Regions from separate parts of the Homo sapiens genome. Here region 2 is linked to region 1. The links are chromatin loops, found by intact Hi-C in ENCODE. Cell type or tissue: endothelial cell of umbilical vein. All regions are shown on one strand. Each heading gives the region's core, and the rest is flanking DNA. Links, peaks and the distances in the headings are about the cores only. Region 1 overlaps LIN52 (lin-52 DREAM MuvB core complex component). Region 2 overlaps ABCD4 (ATP binding cassette subfamily D member 4).

Region 1 (10,373 bases), core at 1,416-9,415:
AACTAAATCGTCTCTTGCCCATGACCCAACAGCCTACCATTTCTTTTGCTCTCAATTCCTACTTATGCAAGCACATCCTGAGTATGGGAAATGAGATATGTATGGGAAACATTCACCTTGCTATTTATCACTTGTATAAACTGATCAATTGTTAATGGATCTACTCATTTTTATTTAGAAACAGTCCACAGAAGAGCTCAAAAATTTAACTGCCTAGAAAATTCAGAGATTTAAGTACAATTTTGTTTCTAAAATGGCATACAACTTTTCCTTATTTTTTTAAGTAGTATTTTTTTCCTATTCAACAGACTAGAATGTGTTTTTGTTAATTTGGAAAATTCAGAAAATTTTAAAAACCACTCAAGATAGTCATTAAAACATACTGGTGTATTTCCTTCCAGCCATTTGTCTATGTCCATGCTCTCAAAAGAAAAAAAAAAAAAAACACCTGCTGTAAAATTGTATGTTCTGCATTTTGTCACTTGCTATTATCCTTATATATAATGAATACCTTTCTGTCATGAAATGCCCTTTAGTGCTTTTTTTCTTTTCTTTTTTTTTTTTTTAGAGACATAGTCTTACTCTGTCACCCAGGCTGGAGTGCAGTGGCACAATCTTGGCAGCTCACTGCAAGCTCCACCTCCCAGGTTCAAGTGATTCTCCTGCTTCAGCCTCCAGAGTAGCTGGGATTACAGGTGTCCACCACTACGAGTGACTAATTTTTGTATTTTTAGTAGAGACGGGGTTTCACCAGCTTGGCCAGGCTGGTCTCGAACTCCTGATCTCAAATGATCCGCCTACCTCAGCCTCTCAAAGTGCTGGGATTACAGGCGTAAGCCACAGTGGCCAGCCCCTTTAATGTTTTTTAATGACCACATTGTATTCTACTGTATGGGTAACACTATAATTCACCTGGTATTTCCCAAATGTTGAACTTTGTTTTATTATGTATTTTTTTTATTTTTTATTTTTTGAGACAGAGTCTCACTCTGTTGCCCAGGCTGGAGTGCAGTGGCTTAATCTTGGCCCACTACAACCTCCACCTCCTGTGTTCAAGCGATTCTCATGCCTCAGTCTCCCCAGTAGCTGAGACCACAGGCATGTGCCACCACACCCGGTTAATTTTTGTATTTTTAGTAGAGACAGGGTTTCACCATGTTGGCCAGGGTGGTCTCAAACTCCCAATCTCAGGTGATCTGCCCACCTTGGCCTCCCAAAGTGCTGGGATTATGGCATGAGCCACCATGCCTGGCCCATTTTCTTATTTATCACACTTTCTGCAGAATTACATGGAATGCTACTTTGAAACCAACACCATCCAAATTAATTTATACTCTGCCTACTCTCCAACCCCCTTCCCCTACAAAAAATCAGAAGAGAATGAAACACCACAAGCATTTTATGGTAAAATCCTCTTTGTGTGTAAAGCCATTTCAGAGGCAATGTTGGGTTTATGAAATAACTTGACTAACGGATAAAAGATTTGAATGTTTACAAGCCTTAAAGGTAATTTGAAGATTTGTATATCCTAATTTGTTAACCAAGGGAAAAATGAGAAATAATGGCATGGTTTACTTCACATTATCATAAAACATTTCAAAAAATAAAATACTTAAGGCTAAATTGACAATTTCTAATTAAGAATAACCATGATCCCTTCAAAGTGGAGTTCCTAGATTTTATGCTGTAACCTAAATAGGTGCAAAGCTAATGACTATGGCAAGATGGTAAAGTAATGCATAAAACAAAGAAAACAAGGATAAGTTTCCATCAGTATTTGCAATGCAGATTTCAACACAGTCTTTGGGGTGCTTTTCAATCAAGTTCTCTGGCTTTATTTTTCAGGTTAAAATAATTTAAATTTATACTTTCTTGAACTTCCAGCCCTCATCAACAGATAGGATCAAGAAACATGGAAAAAAAAAGTTCGCCTTCACAATAGAAGAAATGAACATTAGAACAAGACAATATTTTGCCTATCAAGTTGGCAATGACTTTAAATAATTATAATACTTGTTATTAGCAAGGATATGGAGTGGGGAGTACCTTTTTGGAAGATAATTTGGCAATCTGTTTCCCTCTCAATCACTAATTTCCAATTGCATGTAAATTGCAGTCATAATACCTAATGGGAATTATCCCAGTGCTGATATAATCCAATGTCGCTTATTTAAAACATGAGCAACAACAAATATTTTGGACCAATTCCTGTTACTTCAAATTTAAACTTCTGAAACTTTTTTCCAGTTAACAAAGAATTGGATGTCTACTGTATAGAGAGGCCATAACAACTTTTTAAACTTGTAGGAAAGTTCAGGAAAAGTTCATAGGTAGGGAACCGAAAGAAAAAGCACTATTGTGGAAGAAAACCATACAAAAGTCAGTCATTCTACTTAGCAGCCTAATGACCAGCCAAAGAAAATAGGGACTTCACAAGTCAACTTCTGAAGTTATGTACATCCTATTTCACATATTGATTTCTTTGAGATCAAATAACTCACCATTCACTATCTAAAACATTACCTGTTGCCTAGGTAATATGACTGAACTAGATATCTTATTAATAACACTAACCTCTAGCCTCTACAAATGACATTTACTTATTTCTAAGAAAATAAAGATGCCTGCCTACAAAGGAGCAAGTAAAAGAATTATGTGATTTTTGTTGTTGTTGTTGTTGTTAAGCAGGCATCTAGCCTCCTTCTGACTTCCCTGTCATTAATTAGGCTAAAACATCATGGTAAGCTCTAATTTCAGCTTATCCCGTAACATCCCCATCCAGACATTTACCTACTCCTAAAAATTCCAAATCTGAAAAATCTATTGTCAGTGCACTTCTTCCCATTCTCACTGCCATCATCCATTCAAGCTCTCAATCCTTCACCCTGGATTCCCACTGTAACTTCCTGCCTCCTCTCTCTACCATCCTACTCTATCCTGTGCACCAATGCCTCCTAAAGGTGTGTATCTTTCCTATTCAAAAATCTTCAGTGGTAGAACTTTTAATGACACAGGAAAATGCTTAAGATAGAATAAAATTTTTTAAAGCACAAGTTAAAACTACACACACACACACACACACACACACACACACACACACTAATCTCAGTTATATTAAAAAAGCATTTCTGGCCGGGCGCTGTGGCTCACACCTGTAGTCCCAGCTACTTGGGAAGCTGAGGTGGGGGACTTGCTTGAGCCCGGGAGGTAGGGGTTGCAGTGAGCCAAGATCACACCATTGCACTCCAGCCTGGGTGACAGAGGGAGACCCTGTCTCAAAAAAAGAAAAGAAAAGAAAAAAAAAAGAAAAGAAAGAAAAATAGCATTATCTGTGTACATGGTACATGAATGGATGCAAGTATACATATAAACACACACATAGACACATAAAGGGACTAAAAGTGGGGCCAGGAAACACATGAAATGTTAATAGTGGTTATCTCTCAGTGGTAAGGCTATGGTTTGTTGGTGGTTTTCTTTTTTTTACTTTCTTCTTTATTTTTACAATAAAAAAAATTGTAGTAAAATCTCTTTTAGTAAAGGGTCTCCCCAAACCATCTACAACACACACAGTTAATTTGACAGCATTAAGATACTTTTTAAAGAACATTTCACATGCTCCCTACTACCACTGAGAATAACTCCTTGACCCCTGGAGTTCAAGGCCCTCCTCAGTCTGGCCCCTCTATCTCCTTCCTAGTCTTAGTCATTATGAGACCTAACATAACCTGGGGTCTAGATTCAACCACTCGCACCGTTCCTTGAGCAGAGCTGTTGCTTTCAAACTCTTTAACATTCACTCTACCTAGAATATGCTCCCTTTCCATTTCTACCCATCTTTGTGTTCTTTAAGGTTTTCTTTCTTTCCTTCCTTCCTTTTTTTTGAGACAGAGTCTTGCTCTGTTGCCCAGGCTGGAATGCAGTGGCATCATCTCAGTTCACCGCAACCTCTGCCTCCCAGATTCAAGTCATTCTCCTGCCTCAGCATCCCGGGTAGCTGAGATTACAGGCGCCCGCCACCACGCCTGGCTAATTTGTGTATTTTTAGTAGAGGCGGGGTTTCACCATGTTGGCCAGGCTGGTCTCAAACTCCTGGCCTCAGGTGATCACCCAACTCAGCCTTCCAAAGTGCTGGGATTACAGGCGTGAGCCACCGCACCTGGCCAGGTTTATTTCCAATGTTCCAGAAATTGCAAATATTACCATACTCATTTCCCTTGTCTATAACAGACATCACTAATTGCCTTCTCTGAATCTAGGCTCCCTCTCAAAATCTTTCTCAATTCAATGGTCCTAGGCAGGTCTTAACTAAATAAAATGAAGTTTATCTGCCACTCCTGTAGCAATCTAATGCAATTGCCTCTTCTCCCCCATCCATATAGTTCTTTGTACTCTCATAGAGCTTTTCTCCTCTATATTTTTTTAAGAATCATTTACCTTAGTTGTCTTATCTTCCTTTCCTACTAGATTTTAATCTACAAGAGGGCAGTAATTATCTTCCTATCCCCTACATAGCCTTGTATGAAGTAGTCACCCAAACAGTTGCTGAACAGGACACTTCATTCTTTTGTTATTCAAAATGGCTAAATATTTGAAAGCTTTATTTTAAAACAATTAAATTTTTCTTGAAGGACTAATTAGTCCAATGTAGTTTCATCAACTTTAGCTAACATTCCTGTTTAATGTAATAGAGCATTGCCTGATACCACATGAAAACCAACAGAGTCCAAGGATACAAGATAAGTCACTGGTAGGGGAAAGTATTGAGACAAGAGAACTTAACCCATTTTTAGGGTCTTATATGCAGATATAAAAACTATTGAATTAACCACATTTTTAGAATTTTTTTCTACTAAGTGGGAGAATCGCTTGAACCGGAGGCAGAGGTTGCAGTGAGCCGAGATTGTGCTGCTACACTCCAGCCTGGGCAACAGAGGGAAACCCTGTCTCAAAAAAAAATTTAAAAAAAAACAAACAAACAAGGAAATATGTAAAAAAAGATGAAGAGATAAAAAAGAAAAACAAAAAGCTAAAAATAAAAATCAACAAGGTATCAACAAAGCTAGGCAAGTAGTCTGGTAAAAATCACAAGAAGGGGCCAGGTGCTGTGGCTCATGCCTGTAATCCCAGAACTTTGGGAGGCCGAGGTGGGCGGATCACCTGAGTTCAGGAGTTCAAGACCAGCCTGACCAACATGGAGAAACCCCATCTCTACTAAAAATACAAAATTAGCCTGGCGTGGTGGCGTATGCCTGTAATCCCAGTTACTCGGGAGGCTGAGGCAGGAGAATAGCTTGAACCACGGAGGCGGAGGTTGCGGTGAGCTGAGATCACGCCATTGCACTCCAGCCTGGGCGACAAGAGCGAAACTCCATCTCAAAACAAAAAAAAAGAAAAAAAGAAAAAAAATCACAACAAGTTTTTACATAGATCAAAAATCCAGTTCAAGAGATGTGGGTAGTCTTTCTGTTAGTGGTACAGAAAGACTCATGCTGCCATCTAGAGGTTAAAGGCTAGATGATTTTTCTCCTCAGTCAAGGACTATTAATTTAGTTCTATGAGAGGTAGGACTTAATTGGCCTAATAAGGGAAGCCAGACAAATAATTCTGATGTCAGCCCACAAAAATAAATAAATAAATAAATAAATAAATAAATAAATAAATAAATACCAGGGGCAGGGCATGGTGGCTCACACCTATAATCCCAGTGCTTTGGGAGGCTGAGGCGGGAGGATTGCTTGAGCCTAGGAGGATGTGGCCAGCCTGGGCAACACAGGGAGACCCCATCTCTACAAAATAAAAATTAAAAAAAAAAAAAAATCAGTCAGGCATGGTGGCACTGTCCTGTGGTTCCAGCTACTCGAGAGGCTGGGCTGGGAGGATTGCTTGAACCTGGGAGGTCAAGGCTGCAGTGAGCTATGACTGCACCACCGCACTCTAGCCTGGGCAACAGAGACCCTGTCTCCAAAAAAACAAAAAGGTGTAAGAATCACAGTTATACTCTCCCTTCCCTCCTTTATATATTAAAATTACAAATCAAAAGAACTGTTTAGAATTTTATCTAGATGGGAAACAACTTCTAAATGTAAATGATCACTTTTTTGCAAATCACATGCCCAGAGGGTGGAGAAGTCTAGTACCACAGGCTAGTGCTGTGGAAACTTCTGCTTCTTGAAAGCAGTTTTTCTTAGTTACTACCATCAAATAAAGTACCAAATAGTAAAGTTGTATAGATAACTTCATCAATGTAGATTAATGGGATAAAGTATTAAGTTTTGAATGGAGACATCTTAATCTTTTTTTTTTTTTTGAGACGGAGTCTCGCTCTGTCACCCAGGCTGGAGTGCAGTGGCGCGATCTCGGCTCACTGCAAGCTCCACCTCCCAGGTTCATGCCATTCTCCTGCCTCAGCCTCCCAAGTTGCTGGGACTACAGGTGCCCACCACCACGCCCGGCTAACTTTTTTTGTATTTTTAGTAGAGACGGGGTTTCACTGTGTTAGCCAGGATGGTCTCGATCTCCTGACCTCGTGATCTGCCTGCCTTGGCATCCCAAAGTGCTGGGATTGCAGGCGTGAGGCACCATGCCTGGCCTCCTTTTTTTTTTGAGATGGAGTCTCGCTCTGTCACCCAGGCTGGAGTGCAGTGGCATAATCTCGGCTCACTGCAACCTCTGCCTCCCAGGTTCAAGCGATTCTCCTGCCTCAGCCTCCTGAGTACCTGGGACTATGGGCGTGCGCCACCATGCCCAGCTAATTTTTGTAGAGACAAGGTTTTACCATGTTGGCCAGGCTGGTCTCAAACTCCTGACCTCAGGTTATCTGCCCACCTCAGCCTCCCAAAGTGCTAGGATTACAAGCGTGAGCCACCACACTGGCCTTAATCTTTTTCTTTTAGAGATGGGGTCTTTCTTTTAGAGAATGGAGTCTTCGTTTTGTTGCCCAGGCTGGTTACAAACACTTGGCTTCAAGCAATCATCCCCGCTTGGCATCCCTCTCAATCTTTTTACAGTGAAATGTTGCTTTTAAAAAACAACAGTGATAAAATTTAGCCAAATAACAGTCCCATTAAACTGCTACATGAACGTACAGAATTATATGATTAATCAGCAGAAGCAACTACTTATATCAAAGTAAGCTAAATTCCTCAAAGCTTTTTTAGAAGGTAATATATTCAGTGTTACCTTATTTACATTAAAGCACATCTACAAAAAGCCCACAGCTAACACTGTGGGTTTCTCCCAAAGATCAGGAAAAGTCAAGGATGTCCACTCCTGCCACGTCTATTCAACACTGTACTGGGATTTCTAGCCAGGACAATTAGGAAAAAGAATTAATTTAAAGGCAGTCAGAATGGAAATGAAGAAGTAAAACTGTCTCTCTTTGCAAATGACAATTCTGTATATGGAAAATTATAAATAATCTACTAAAACATTATTAGAACTAAAGAAATAAGTTCAACGAAGTTGCAGAATACAGGATCAATATACAAAAATTAATTCTATTTCTCAGTAGTAGCAATGAGCAAACTGAAAATGAAATTAAGACAACAATTCCATTTATAATAGCATCAAAAAGAATAAAGTACTTAGGAAAAAATTTAACAAATGAAGTATAATATTTGTGCTTTGAAAATTGCAAAACATTGTTGATGTTGGAAAGCTCACACATCCCAATTTCAAAATTTACTACAAAGCTACAGTAAGCAAGAAAGTGAATTACTGGCATAAGGATAGAGATTACATCAATGGAATAGAATGAGAGTCTAGAAATAAACCTTCACATTTACGGCCAACCAATTTTTTTTGTTTTGAGGCAGGGTCTCTCTCTATAGCCCAGGCTGGAGTGCAGAGGTGTGATCATGGTTCACTGAAGCCTCAACCTCCCAGGCTCAGCCTCCTGAGTAGGTGAGACTATGGGTGCACATCACCATGTATGGCTAATTTTTAATCTTTTTGTAGAGATGGAGTCTCACTTTGTTGCCCAGGCTTGTCTCAAACTCCTGGGCTCAAGCAATTCTCCCACCTTGGCCTCCCAAAGTGCTGGGATTACAGGTGTGAGCCACCATGCCTGGCTGCCAACTGATTTTTTACAAGGATGTCAAGACAATTCAATAGAAAAAGGATAGTCTTTTCAACAAACGATGCTAAGAAAACTGGATATCCACATGCGAAAGAATTAATTTAGATCCCTATCTCACACCAAATATAAAAATTAACTTAAAATGAATCAAAGACCTAAATCTAAAATTATAAAACTCTTAAAAGAAAACACAGGCATAAGTTTTTGAGAACCTGGATTAGGCAATGGTTTATCAGGTAGGACACTAAAACACAAGCAACAACAAAATAGATAAATTGGATTTCATCAAAATTTAAAGCTTTGTGATTCAAAGGACACCATTAAGAAAGTAAAAAGACAACCCATAGAATGAGAGAAAACTTTTGCAAGTCATATATCTGATAATGTCATATATGTGATAATAACATATATATGTTTCTAGAATATATAATGAAGTCTTACAATTCAATAATAAAAACACAAACAATACAATTTACAAATAAGCAAAGGATCTGAATTGATAGTTCTCCAAAGAAGATATATAATAAGCACATGAAAACATGCTAAACACCATTATTACTAGACAAATGCAAATCCAAACCACAATGAGACACTACTTCATACCCTCTATGATGGACATGATAATAATTAAAAAAACAAAAAATACAAATAACAAGTATTGGCAAGGGTGTGAGAAAACTGGAACCCTTATACACTGCTTGTGGGAATGCAAAATGGTTCAGCTAGTTTGGAAAACAGTCTGACAGTTCCTCAATAGATCAGATATAGAGTTACCACATGACCCAGGAATTCCACCTCTAGCTATAAACCTAAGAAAATGAAAACATGTTTACCCAAAAAGTTGTGTGTTTTGGTTGAACCTGAATGTTCACAGCAGCATTATTTGAAGTAGCCAAGTAGTGAAAACAACTCAAACGCCCATCACCAGGTAGATAAATACAATGTGGCGTATCTATACAATGGAATATTATTCAGCCATAAAAAGAAAGAAAGCACTGATACATGCTATAGCATAATTGAACACTGAAAACATTATCTTAACAGAAAGAATCCAGTCACAAGAAACCACATATTATATGATTTCATTTACAAGCAATGTCCAGACGAGGCAAATCCATAGAGACATGAAGCCAGTAAGTAACAGCCTAGGTCTGGGGAGTTTGGGAAGTAATGGGGAGTGACTGCTAATGGGTGCAAGGTTTTTCAGGTGATGAAAATGTTGTAAAATTGGTTGTGGTGGTGACTGCAAAATTCTGAATATACAAAAATCACTGAATTGCACACTATAAATGGGGAATTATAGACTATGTGAATTACATCTCAATAAAGCTGTTACCCAAAAAAAAGAGAAAAAAACCAAATGTATCAGGGTCCCAAGGTTTAGCCGTAGTTTCAAATGATACAATCCTCTGCTTTCCCAGTTTTCACATTTTATTTAAAAATATTTCAAAGATAGCTAGTAAGTAGGTCATTTGCATGACTACTAACTGGTCTGTGGTCTTCAGAGATGGGGAAAAAAATCTATGGGCTATGGGCTGAAAAAGTAAAAATATGATTCTTATCTTAAAAAGTTACAATCAGTCCAAGGACTGAGACATGTACCAAAAATCTCCAAGAAGAATGGTAAAAGCACCTTACAAATCAAACAAACAAACTGCTCTAGGGGCAATTTGAGAGGCCAGAGAGAGCACTCACTTTCTAAATCAAGGATGAAAAGGGAAAGCTGATAGAAGGACAGCTTACCGAGAAAAAGGAATAGCATGAGTAGAACTAAGAAGATGGGGAAGTATTCCAGAAAGAGAGGGTAAAAACTGCTGAGAACTAGTATTCAATAGGATTCATGATAATGAACCTTAGGAATAAAGGAAGCAATGTAGTATTGAAACTTACAGGTCTAAATCAGGATCATAAGCATGTAATAATAGTGATGGAGTAGGGTTCAAGTAGAAGATAAACCAAGCGATCATCAACAAGTTTCACACTGTATTTATTCTGTGCTGTTGACCATCCACTGTCATAAGAGAAGACATTCCAGAAATAAGACCTTCAAATATTACGTCTCATCACTAAAACACCAACTACCCAGAAAAAGAACAATTTCCCGAAGCTTCAGACAGAGACAGTGCATGTGTTTTGGTAGAGGAGATGTAAGAAGGCTAGAGTAATCCGGCGAGGGTCAGAATGCAAAGGATTTTGAATGCCACACTAAGGGGCCTAAATTTTATCCTATGGGTAATGAAGTAGTACCAATGATTTATGAGCAAAAGACAAAGAGAAGAAAATGTACTTCAAA
Region 2 (10,373 bases), core at 778-8,777, 180 kb before region 1:
CCTTTATTAAGCACGTTGATCTTGCTATTGGCCCACGTGGGACTGATTCCTCAGATGTTTCCACTCCTGGGCCCAGGCCACAGGTTCTGGTTTAATTCAGCATTTAGCAGAACTGATCATTGCCCCTTTCCTTCCTAGAACTCTTATTTCCGGCAGCTCATTAAAACGGCTCAGCAGCCAGAGCTGCTGCTCCTCCTCTGCGGGACCGAGGCTGTGACTCACCCTGGCACCATGTCACACCTCCCAGCCTTTGAACAGTGCTTTCTTGCAGAATGGCCTCCTCCCCTACCCCTCATTCAGTAGGGGGGCTACCACCTGCTCACTCTTCGTCATCCCTCCGTTGTCACCTCTTTCAAGTCTTTCTCAGCTTTCTCCTTTGTGTCTCCTCCACCAAACTCTGCCCTTTTTCTGTACTTAACGAATTCCTTGAGTTTACCTCGCTGTAACACTCCTCACACGCTTGTAATTGTTTTCTGGCTAAACTGTGAGCTCATAATGTCCCTAGTGCTTAGCACATAGGTGCCCTGGAAATGGTAAATGATGAGACTCAGGGCTGTACCAGAACTCAAGCCTAATGCTGTCTGCCAGGCTGTGCCACCTGTTTTCTTGGGGAAGCCACTGCTCATCGTACCATGGCCACTTTTGTTGGGTCTTCGGTCAGTAAGCACCTATGCATACAAATCTCTGTCCCAAGCTTGGGGGACAAAGGAGTAAGAACATAAATGGAATCGACAATATGGTCTCCAATCTTCAGAAGCTCATCTACTCTCAAAATAAGACAGTGTAGAAAGAGGGTCTTGCCTCTGGTAAGCCCTTTAATATTTGGTGAAGGAGGCTGGGTACAGTGGCTCACGCCTGTAATCCCAGCACTTTGAGAGGCCGAGGCGGGCGGATCACCTGAGGTCGGGAGTTCCAGACCAGCCTGACCAAGATGGAGAAACCCCGTCTCTACTAAAAATACAAAATTAGCTGGGCGTGGTGGTGCATGCCTGTAATCCCAGCTACTCGGGAGGCTGAGGCAGGAGAATCGCTTGAAACTGGGAGGCGGAGGTTGTGGTGAGCCAAGATCGCGCCATTGCACTCCAGCCTGGGCAACAAGAGTAAAACTCCATCTCAGAGAAAAAAAATTTGGTGAAGGAATGAACACGTGAGTGAGTGAGGAAGGGAAAGTCCCATGACTCGATGATTTAAAAAAGAAAAGTGCTGAGTGGACGGAGTAATCAGAGTCAGAGTGGGCTGGGATGGGTCAGCGGAGGCTCTTGCGAGCCTTGAGCTTTGAGCTGAGATTTTCAGGAAGCCATCTCTCCCTTCCCCTTGCTTCCCCCACTGCACAGCTGAAGAGCTTTGATCAGTTCACCTGCAACCTGCTGTATGTGAGCTGGAGGAAGGACCTCACTGAGCACCTTCACCGCCTCTACTTCCGGGGCCGTGCGTACTACACCCTCAACGTGCTGCGGGATGACATCGATAACCCGTAGGCGCCCCAACTCAGTCCTTTCTACACTCTGTGTGGTCCTTTCCTTCTGGCCTAGCCCTGGAGACTGCTGGTGGCAGACACCAAGGAGATCATCTGCAGTCGTTTTCAAATGCTGCTGCCCAGAGTCATGGGGGAGGGTGCCCTGCAGAGGACTCCTGGAGAAGCTGCAGGGCTGTGAATAGGCAGCTAAAAAGAAGAAGCCTGCCAGGTGCAGTGGCATGCACCTGTAGTCCCAACAACTCAGGAGGCTGAGGCAGGAGGATCACTTGAGCCCAGGAGTAGTGCACCGTGAGCACACTTGGGAATAGCCACTGTACTCTAGCCTGGGCAACATAGCAGAAACCCCCATCTCTTAAAAAAAAGAAAAATGTTAGGAGCAGCTTTCTTTTGTCCTTTTCATACTTTATATCTTAGTCTTCCAGTAAGAAGACTAAGGGGTTTCTTTAGAGGGTTCTAAAGAAAATGTCCTTGCTAGAAAAACCAGCTCTTAGATTTTCATCAGTAAAAAAAATTACCACTATCCAGGACTCAGTCTAGGATTCACATCTCCATTCTATCACCACTCAGGTTATAACTCTTAAAGTCACCAAGCCCCAGGTTCCCCTTCTGTAAAATGAGGACAATAATAGTTCCTATCTCAAAGGGTGTAGTGAGGATGAAATATCATTCATGTAATGCACATGTACAGTGCTTGACACATAGCAAGTGTTTCAGTGTAAGTTAGCTATTGTTATTTTACAGATGAGGAAGCTGAAGCCCAGAGATTGCAAGTGACTTGCCCAAGGTCACGTCACTCATTGGGAATAGGAATCAGTATGGCCCTAGTGGTGAGATGAGACATAGGGGGTCTCCTTCACACCCATCCCCTCACTCACCACCTTCCTAGCAAGCACTTTGTTGGTTGGGGTACCTCTCAGCTCAAGCTTAGCTTTGGTGCAAAGATGCGTGGGAGGCTGCTGCTGCTGCCTAACTTCTAGGCCTCTTTCTGATGGCTATGGCTTCCATCCTGCCTCTGCCCCCTGAGTAGCTGGGACTACAGGTGTGCCTCACAGCCTGGAGCTTTCACAGCCAGATAACTAAAGGGGCCAGGCTAGGGCTTATATAAGAGAAATTTGGGAGGATTGAGATAAAGGGGATAGTCTTCTTGATCATCCAAAACAGCTCATCTACCTTCAAGTTTTTCTTTGGCTCTGCTCAGAGCTGGCTCAGGCCCCTGGGTACTGGACCTTTCAGTTCCCACTTTTTCAGGGGATTAACTAAGGCACCGTAAGATGCAACTCTCTAGAACCCTGTTTAAAGGCCCTGGGATTTAGTTGCCCCTAGGAAACCAGCCTTGTCTGGTTCCCTCTTCCCATAGGGTCAGTGTTCACAGCACTGTGAGGCAAGGTCAAGAGCAGAGGTGATGTGAAAGTTTCTTGTTCTCTCTACCTTTGGGCCCATCTCCCTGGGTCCAGCTACTCTGTGTCATTGGCTCCAGGGACCAGCGCATCAGCCAGGACGTGGAGCGATTCTGCCGGCAGCTCAGCAGCATGGCCAGCAAGCTCATCATCTCCCCGTTCACCCTCGTCTACTACACTTACCAGTGCTTCCAAAGGTGAAGCCTCCCTCCTCCCCAGCCTGGTGTTTCCCCAGAGGGCCCTCAGTCAGCTCTCCCAGGTCAAGGTCCAAGAGAAGCTTATTTCCCCTCTCTCCCACCGTACCTTACCACGTGCTCACCCATCCCACGTGCTCAGGCCCCTGCCCTTCCTTTGGCCCTGTGTTGCAGTGTCACAGATATCCTGGCTCTGAGAGCTCATACCAGATGCCCCCACATAGGAGCAGAGGGCCCATTGGGCCACTCAGATTGGACAGGGGCTACCTGAGAGGGAACAGGAGTCAGGGCTGAGGCATGTGGGGATAGGTGGCACCCCACACCCTCTCCCTTCTCTCCCTCTCTCTCTATTTCAGCACAGGCTGGCTCGGGCCTGTGAGCATCTTCGGGTATTTCATCCTGGGGACCGTGGTGAACAAAACTTTGATGGGCCCCATTGTGATGAAGCTGGTGCATCAGGAGAAGCTGGAGGGAGATTTTAGGTGTGTCTCCCTCACTTGAGGTTTCTGGGCTGGGGCATAATAGTTAAGGAAGGGGATCTGGAGTAAAACTGCCTAAGTTCAAATCCTAGCTGTGCCAGTTACTAGCTGTGTGATCTTGGAGAGGTCTTTAACCTCTCCAAGCTTCAATGTTCTTGTCTCTAAAGTGGAAATGGTACCGTTGCCTACTGAGAGGATTAGGAGGATTAATGAAATCATACCTGAGAAGGTCTGAGAACCGTGTCTGCCTGGCCATCACCATCGTCATTGTCATCTCTTGGCCTTCTCACTGCCCTGGCATAACCGCCCTGTCTTGGATCAGTTGGGTGTGGCAGCCAATGGATCCAGTGCCTGCCCTGTGCTTCTTGTCCCCCTCCTTTGGGCCAGGCCCTGGGAGGAGGAGATGCTGTGAGCAGGAATACCCCTGTCCTCTCTGCAGAAAGCTGAGGGGCAGCCCTGTCTCTGCAGAGCTCCTGCCACACCACCTAGCCCTGGGGTTTTCTACCCCATAACAGTCCAGGAAAGGGTCAGACTGAGGCAGCCACGGTTTTGAGGCAGAGCCGGGCTCCGCTTGGGCGGTCTTTGTGATCCAGGACTCCAACAAGAGTGAGGCCAGTACTCCCTGTTGTCAGCACACATTTCCCTTTGGTCCGCCCAGGTTCAAGCACATGCAGATTCGGGTGAATGCGGAGCCTGCTGCTTTCTACAGGTGAGTCTGGAGAGATGGTTCCCCTTCTGCCTTGCCAGAGCTGAGAGTGGAGAAGGAAAGATGAATCCTCAACCCTCCCACCACCACCGAGCTCAGGGGCTGAGTGTTGTCACACTTGGCTGTGACCCTCTCCCTCTACCTCCCCCTGCCCTTGCCTGCCTCATCCTTAGGTCCAGGGGTTTGCTTCTGAAGCTGGTGGTTCCTTACTGTGGCCAGCTTTAGTCTTAGTGGCCTAGCGTGGGGCCTGAAATTGTCAAATGAATGAATGCCTCATCCTCTTGCTGGTGACTGTAAGACATCCGTCTGCCTCTGCTCTTCTGTCTGTTAAGAAGCTTTCTTGCCAGTGCCTGAGGTTCAAGCCTGATCCTTTGTCTCCGTAGCGTGGGATGGAATGGGAGCTTCTCAGAAAACCAGGAGACCTGCTCCCCACAATGCTGTCTAATGGAGCCAAGCGTCTGGTCTCCTGACGGCAGCAGCAGGAGCAGCAGCAGCGGCATGAAATCCCATCCCTTCCCTCCAGGGCCAGAACCGGTCCCTGTGCTCTGCCTTATGTGAGGCCTCTGAAATCAGCGTTAGGATTGATAGTGCAGGCAGAGGTTTGCGTTTAAGAAGTGGAAGCTACTCCTTGGCTCTGTACTTGGGGTGGATGTGATAGCCCTGGGACCTTTGCTCCTCAGTCTCTGCTGCAGTTTGCAACCTCCACCACTTGAGGGCACCAAGAATACTGGGAATCTGCGCTGGGGTGGGGTTGTGAGGTGGGCAGGGCTGGGTGTGTAAAAAAGTTGCTTTTGGAGGCCGGGCATGGTGGCTCATGCCTGTAATCCCAGCACTTTGGGAGGCCGAGGCGGGTGGATTGCCTGAGGTCAAGAGTTCGAGACCAGCCATGGCCAACATGGTGAAACCCTGTCTCTACTAAAAATACAAAAAATTAGCTGAGCATGGTGGCGGGCACCTGTAATCCCAGCTACTGGGGAGGCTGAGGCAGGAGAATCACTTGAATCCGGGAGGCAGAGGTTGCAGTAAGGCAAGATCCTGCCATTGCACTCCAGCCTGGGTGACAGAGCAAGACTCCGTCTCAAAAAAAAAAAAAGAAAAAAGTTGCTTTTGGATTCTGCAGCCTCTGCTCATGAAGCTCTGGGGAAGGCAGGTTAGTTTGTAGAGTTTCAGATGAGTTCTTCTGTGGCCTCTGTGCAAAATCTGAAATCTCCCTCCACCTTTTCTGCCTAGCGAATTTCTTCCCATCCTTGAAACCCCAGATCACCTCCTCTGGAGAGCCTTCCCAGACTCCCTTAATGGCTAAGCCTATCTGCTGCCATGGCCCTGAGGGCACACTTAGTACTCCTGATTCCAAGTGAAGAATGCAGTGTGCCTGCCTGCCCTCTGGACTGAGAGCTCCTCAAAGACAGAGATAATTTTCTCATTTCTTTATTGCACTAGCTAACTAGTGCAATGCCTGGTACACCTAGTGACCGCTCTGTGTATGTTTATTTAACAATAGTTTTTATTTATTGAGGGCTCCTTATGTGCTTGGCACTTTATATTTAGAAACTTTTAATTCTAACTCTAACCTATTACATAGGTATTATTGGCTCCATTTTATAGATTAAAAAAACTGAGGCTTGGAGGCTTAAGTAGCCTGCCTGTGTCACGCAGCTAGTAACTGGCCAGAGCCAGGATTTGAACTAGGTCTGCCCAACTCTAGAGTTTATGTTCTTCACACAGACAATACCATTAAGGCATGACTGAAGCCGTGAATGGGCGCTACCAGTAGACAGATCCTGAGACCAAGATCATTTGAATGGCCTTGGTTTCTAAAGGAGGGTGTGATATGGGACAGGCGGCCCCCCAACCTGGCTGAACCTCTCCAGCCCTGTGGACATCCCAGCCTTTCCTTGTCAGAGCTGGGCATGTGGAGCACATGAGGACAGACCGCAGGCTGCAGAGACTCCTTCAGACCCAGAGGGAGCTGATGTCCAAGGAGCTCTGGCTGTACAGTAGGCGAGGGGGCCCAGGGAAGTGGGAACCATGGGGTTGGACTGGTCTGCTTCCCTTCCCACACCTCTCTACCTCCTGTCTGCAAGGATAAATGTGCCATGATGAAGGAATTAACCGGGGATGAGGAGGGGGGGCTGTTGCCTTTCTGTGAGTATCCTCAGGAGAATGAGGATCCAGAGAGTCCACGTGGCCCTACTTGGCGTCCTGCTCCCTGTCTTAGGGTTGTGTCCGCTGTAGGGCATGTGGATGGTTCCTGGGTGTCTCACAGATGTGTTTTCTACAGTCGGCATCAACACCTTTGACTATCTGGGCAGCATCCTGAGTTACGTTGTCATCGCAATCCCCATTTTCAGCGGGGTCTATGGAGACCTGAGTCCCGCAGAGCTTAGCACCCTGGTCAGCAAGGTGAGACTCCCTCTTGGTCACCCCACATGCTGTCCCTCTCTGTCCTTGGCCCAGTGTCTGTGGGCTCGAGTCGAGACCTGCTTGACCTCTTCCCATCCTGTCCAGAATGCCTTTGTGTGCATCTACCTCATCAGCTGCTTCACCCAGCTCATCGACCTGTCCACGACGCTCTCAGATGTGGCTGGCTACACGCACAGGTGAGGCCGTGTCCCACCCCTCTGGCTCCTGAGCAAAGTGTGTGCTGCTGGCAGAAGTGGCTGAGTGAAAAAAGGAACAGAGACATACCATGTACTCGTGGGTGTGAGATAGGAAAAGGAGTTCACCTTCACCTGGCTCCCAGACCCTGCCTCAGATTTTCTTTTCTTGTTCAGAATTGGGCAGCTTCGGGAGACGCTTCTGGACATGTCCCTGAAGTCACAGGACTGCGAGATCCTGGGCGAGAGCGAGTGGGGCTTGGACACGTGAGTAGCGGGCTGGCAGAGCAGTAGTTGAGGCTGCAGGCTGTGGCATCACCTGGCTTGGGTTACCCTGGAGTCCTGCCCTTTCCCAGCTGGGCAGCAGAGTTGTAAGGAGTAAATGGAAATGGAATGCCAGGCACATGTAAGTTCACAGTCGATGTTGCTGTTCCGGCATCTGTTGTGTTAATTTACACCATTCCCCGGCCAGTGGAAGCAAAGTACACACACCTTCTGCCTGAGATAACAGGAATCTGCAGTGTCCTCCCCTTCCTGTGCTTCCTCCTCCCGCTGATTCCTCTCCCTGCCCCTTTCCTTGGGGCATGTCTGTCTTTGTTCCCCCACCTCACTCAGCCCCAGAGATGTCTGTATCCGTGTGTCTGCGTGGATCTGTAATATTTCTGTGCATTCAGGATTTGCTTGATCTCCACACTTTCCTTGGGCAGATTACCTAACTGTTCTGTTTCTTCATGTCTGAAAAGGAGGTCATAATGAACTTCCTTCACTTGTTGTAGGGATTAGATATCATCATCCATGGAAAGTGCTTGGACAGTGGCCACATCATAAGCTTTCAAAAATCAGTCTGAATTCCAGGGCCTACACTCAACTTGCTTTTCTTAGGAGCTAATACCTTAACTGTTGCTTCTGTTCCAAATGAAAGCTTCATGCAACCATGAGTGCAGAGGCTGGGCATGAAGGAGGGTCTGTAGGAAACTGGAATTGCTGTTCTGTGGGGAGCCAGGCATCCATGCAGAGGCAGAAACTCCAGAACCATTTAGCTTTAACCACTCCCATTCTTGTTATTAGTACTCTGGTCACACTGTGATGCCATGAAGACCCACCAGCATTAGAATTTGTTGAATACCGCTCTGCAACCTGGGCAGTTACTTAGCCACCTGATTCTTAGTGTCCTCATCTGTGATGATATTTGAGACTCATGGGCATTAGACTGAGTAAGATCAGTCCCATAAGGGGCTTTGTCCAGCCAGGCAGAGAGTAGAAGTTCCACCCCTACCCCTGTATTAATGTGCTCAGGCTGCCATGACAGAAAACCACAAACCGGCTGGCTTAAACAATAGAAATTAATTTCCTCACAATTCTGGATGCTTATGGTCCACGATCAAGTTGTCAGCAGGGTTGGTTTCTTAGGCCACTCCTTGGCTTGTAGATGGCCACCTTGTTGCTGTGTCCTCACGTGGCCTTTCCTTTATATGTGCGTGCCCCTGCCACCTCTATCTTAAGAGGACACCAGTCATATTGGATTAGGGTCCCACCCCAACAACTTCATGTTAACATCATCTCTTTAAAGACCCTGCCTCCAGCTGGGCACGGAAGCTCACGTCTATAATCCCACCACTTTGGGAGGCTGAGGTGGGCAGATCACCTGAGGTCACAAGTTCGAGACCAGACTGGCCAACATAGTGAAACCCTGTCTCTACTAAAAATATGGGCACGGTGGTGGGCACCTGTAATCCAGCTACTCAGGAGGCTGGGACAGGAAAATCGCTTGAACCCAGGAGGCGGAGGTTGCAGTGAGCTGAGATAGCTCCACTGCACTCAAGCCTGGGTGACAGCAAGACTTTCTCTCAAAAAAAAAAAAAAAAAAAAAGACCCTGCCTCCGAATGCAGTTACATTCTGAGTCACTAGGGGGCTGGACTTCAGCATGTGATTTTGGGAGGATGCAAGTCAGCCCATAATAATCCACAGGTGGTGGCTCCCGGGAGCAGTGCCTCCCCCACAGCAATACTGACCCTGCCCATCTTCCTCACGCCCCCTCTCTTCTCTGACACAGACCCCCAGGGTGGCCAGCGGCAGAGCCAGCAGACACAGCATTTCTCCTTGAGCGGGTCTCCATCTCTGCCCCCTCCTCTGACAAACCCCTAATCAAGGATCTGAGCCTAAAGATCTCCGAGGGACAGAGCCTGCTCATCACAGGCAACACGGGCACTGGCAAGACCTCCTTGCTCCGGGTTCTGGGTGGCCTCTGGACGAGTACACGGGGTGAGAGCCAGGCCCTCCCTGCCTCTGACCCAGCCTGGGCCCTAGGGGTGGGGTGAAGGCGGGGACGGTGTGGTAGAATCCATTCTTTTCTGTTGGGGAACAAGGAAGAGAGGAGACAGGCAGTTGCCTCTTCTGGGAGATCTCACAATGGAGGTTTCTGTGGGCTCTGCAGGCTCAGTGCAGATGCTGACGGACTTTGGGCCCCATGGGGTGCTATTCCTGCCACAAAAGCCATTCTTCACTGACGGGACCCTTCGGGAGCAGGTCAGTCTAGTTCAGGGGGCTCACTCCTCCCTCCTCAACCCCGCCCACCCACAGCTGGGACCTCTGGCACTGTGACAAGTCTCAGGTCCTAGAGTCAGGGCAAAAGGTGAGGTGGTGAAGTGGCCCGGGCCTGGGAACTGCTGGCTCTAAGAACCTTCTATTCACATCCATGGATTGGGCCCACTACTCATAGCAGCTCCTGAGGCAGGTAAATGGGGCAAGGACTCACGCCAAATACCACACGCGTATGTCAAACACCCAAGGTCGGATTCTGGGGCCCCTGCCCTCAGGAGGCTGTCAGACTGTTCCCCCTAAACACACTTCTGAAGGTTGTAGGGACCTTGCCCTGCTGTCTGCCGGCCAGAGCCTCTCCCATCTGACCCAGGCCAGGCGTTCCCACCTCTCCTCCTTGGGAGGTTCCAGTGGGTTCTGGAGGGAGGGTGGGCTGTGTGCAGCTCCGTCTTTTGCTCGCCCTCCTAGGTTGGTGTGGTTTTTTTCTTTTCTCAGGTGATATATCCCCTGAAGGAGGTCTACCCCGACTCAGGTGAGCTGGTCCTCCTTAGGTCATGTCCTCTCCTTCTGTCATGGTTGTCCCTGCTCTACCTGACTGTGGCCTCATCTGTGCCCTTGGGGAGAGGCTCCAGCCAGGCCGCTGATTCAAGGAAGAGGGGCTCCTCTCCTCTTCCTTTGACTGTTTTGGGGTCTGTACCCAGATCTCACCTCATTCTTTCTGTCCTTAAGGAGAGATGCCCACTGGGACAAGGAAAGTGATGCCTTCCTTCACCCACCCCTTCCCTTATGAAGATCTGCAACCTGTGGTTTCAAAGCCTTCGCCCAGCATTCTGAGGCCCCCACCCCTGCATCATCCATGATGTGCCCTGTCTATTCTTTTTTTTTTTTTTTTTTTTTTTTTTTGAGATGGAGTTTCACTCTGTCACCCAGACTGGAGTGCAGTGGTGTGATCTCGGCTCACTGCAACCTCCACCTCCCGGGTTC

Evidence for each region. Hi-C counts contacts between places; a loop is a spot of excess contacts. Peaks named below come from ENCODE experiments on the same cell type or tissue, not always from the same donor. Only the 100,000 strongest peaks of a DNase experiment are listed, where the experiment ranks them.
Region 2: it touches region 1 in a loop (15-fold over the local background); 4 of 110 quality-filtered maps call a loop at or near these places.

What each region holds. Positions count from the first base shown.
Region 1 is chr14:74,106,903-74,117,275 of GRCh38, reverse strand. All of the region lies in intron 5 of LIN52 (lin-52 DREAM MuvB core complex component), which reads right to left. The region is part of intron 1 of LOC105370563 (a long non-coding RNA gene); the gene reads left to right. Among named protein-coding and RNA genes, the nearest start is that of LIN52, 27 kb to the right of the region's middle. In endothelial cell of umbilical vein, for the core only: a CTCF peak has its summit at 5,510 (motif pointing left); a DNase peak (open chromatin) is centred at 5,495.
Region 2 is chr14:74,289,031-74,299,403 of GRCh38, reverse strand. ABCD4 (ATP binding cassette subfamily D member 4) reads left to right here. Exons shown (of 19, transcript NM_005050.4): 4 at 1,335-1,474; 5 at 2,955-3,071; 6 at 3,425-3,550; 7 at 4,206-4,256; 8 at 6,156-6,250; 9 at 6,535-6,656; 10 at 6,762-6,853; 11 at 7,028-7,117; 12 at 8,905-9,113; 13 at 9,286-9,377; 14 at 9,885-9,921. Among named protein-coding and RNA genes, the nearest start is that of ABCD4, 8.7 kb to the left of the region's middle. RefSeq lists an enhancer at 6,794-7,646. In endothelial cell of umbilical vein, for the core only: CTCF peaks have their summits at 4,929 (motif pointing right) and 8,769 (motif pointing right); no DNase peak of the experiment used is centred there.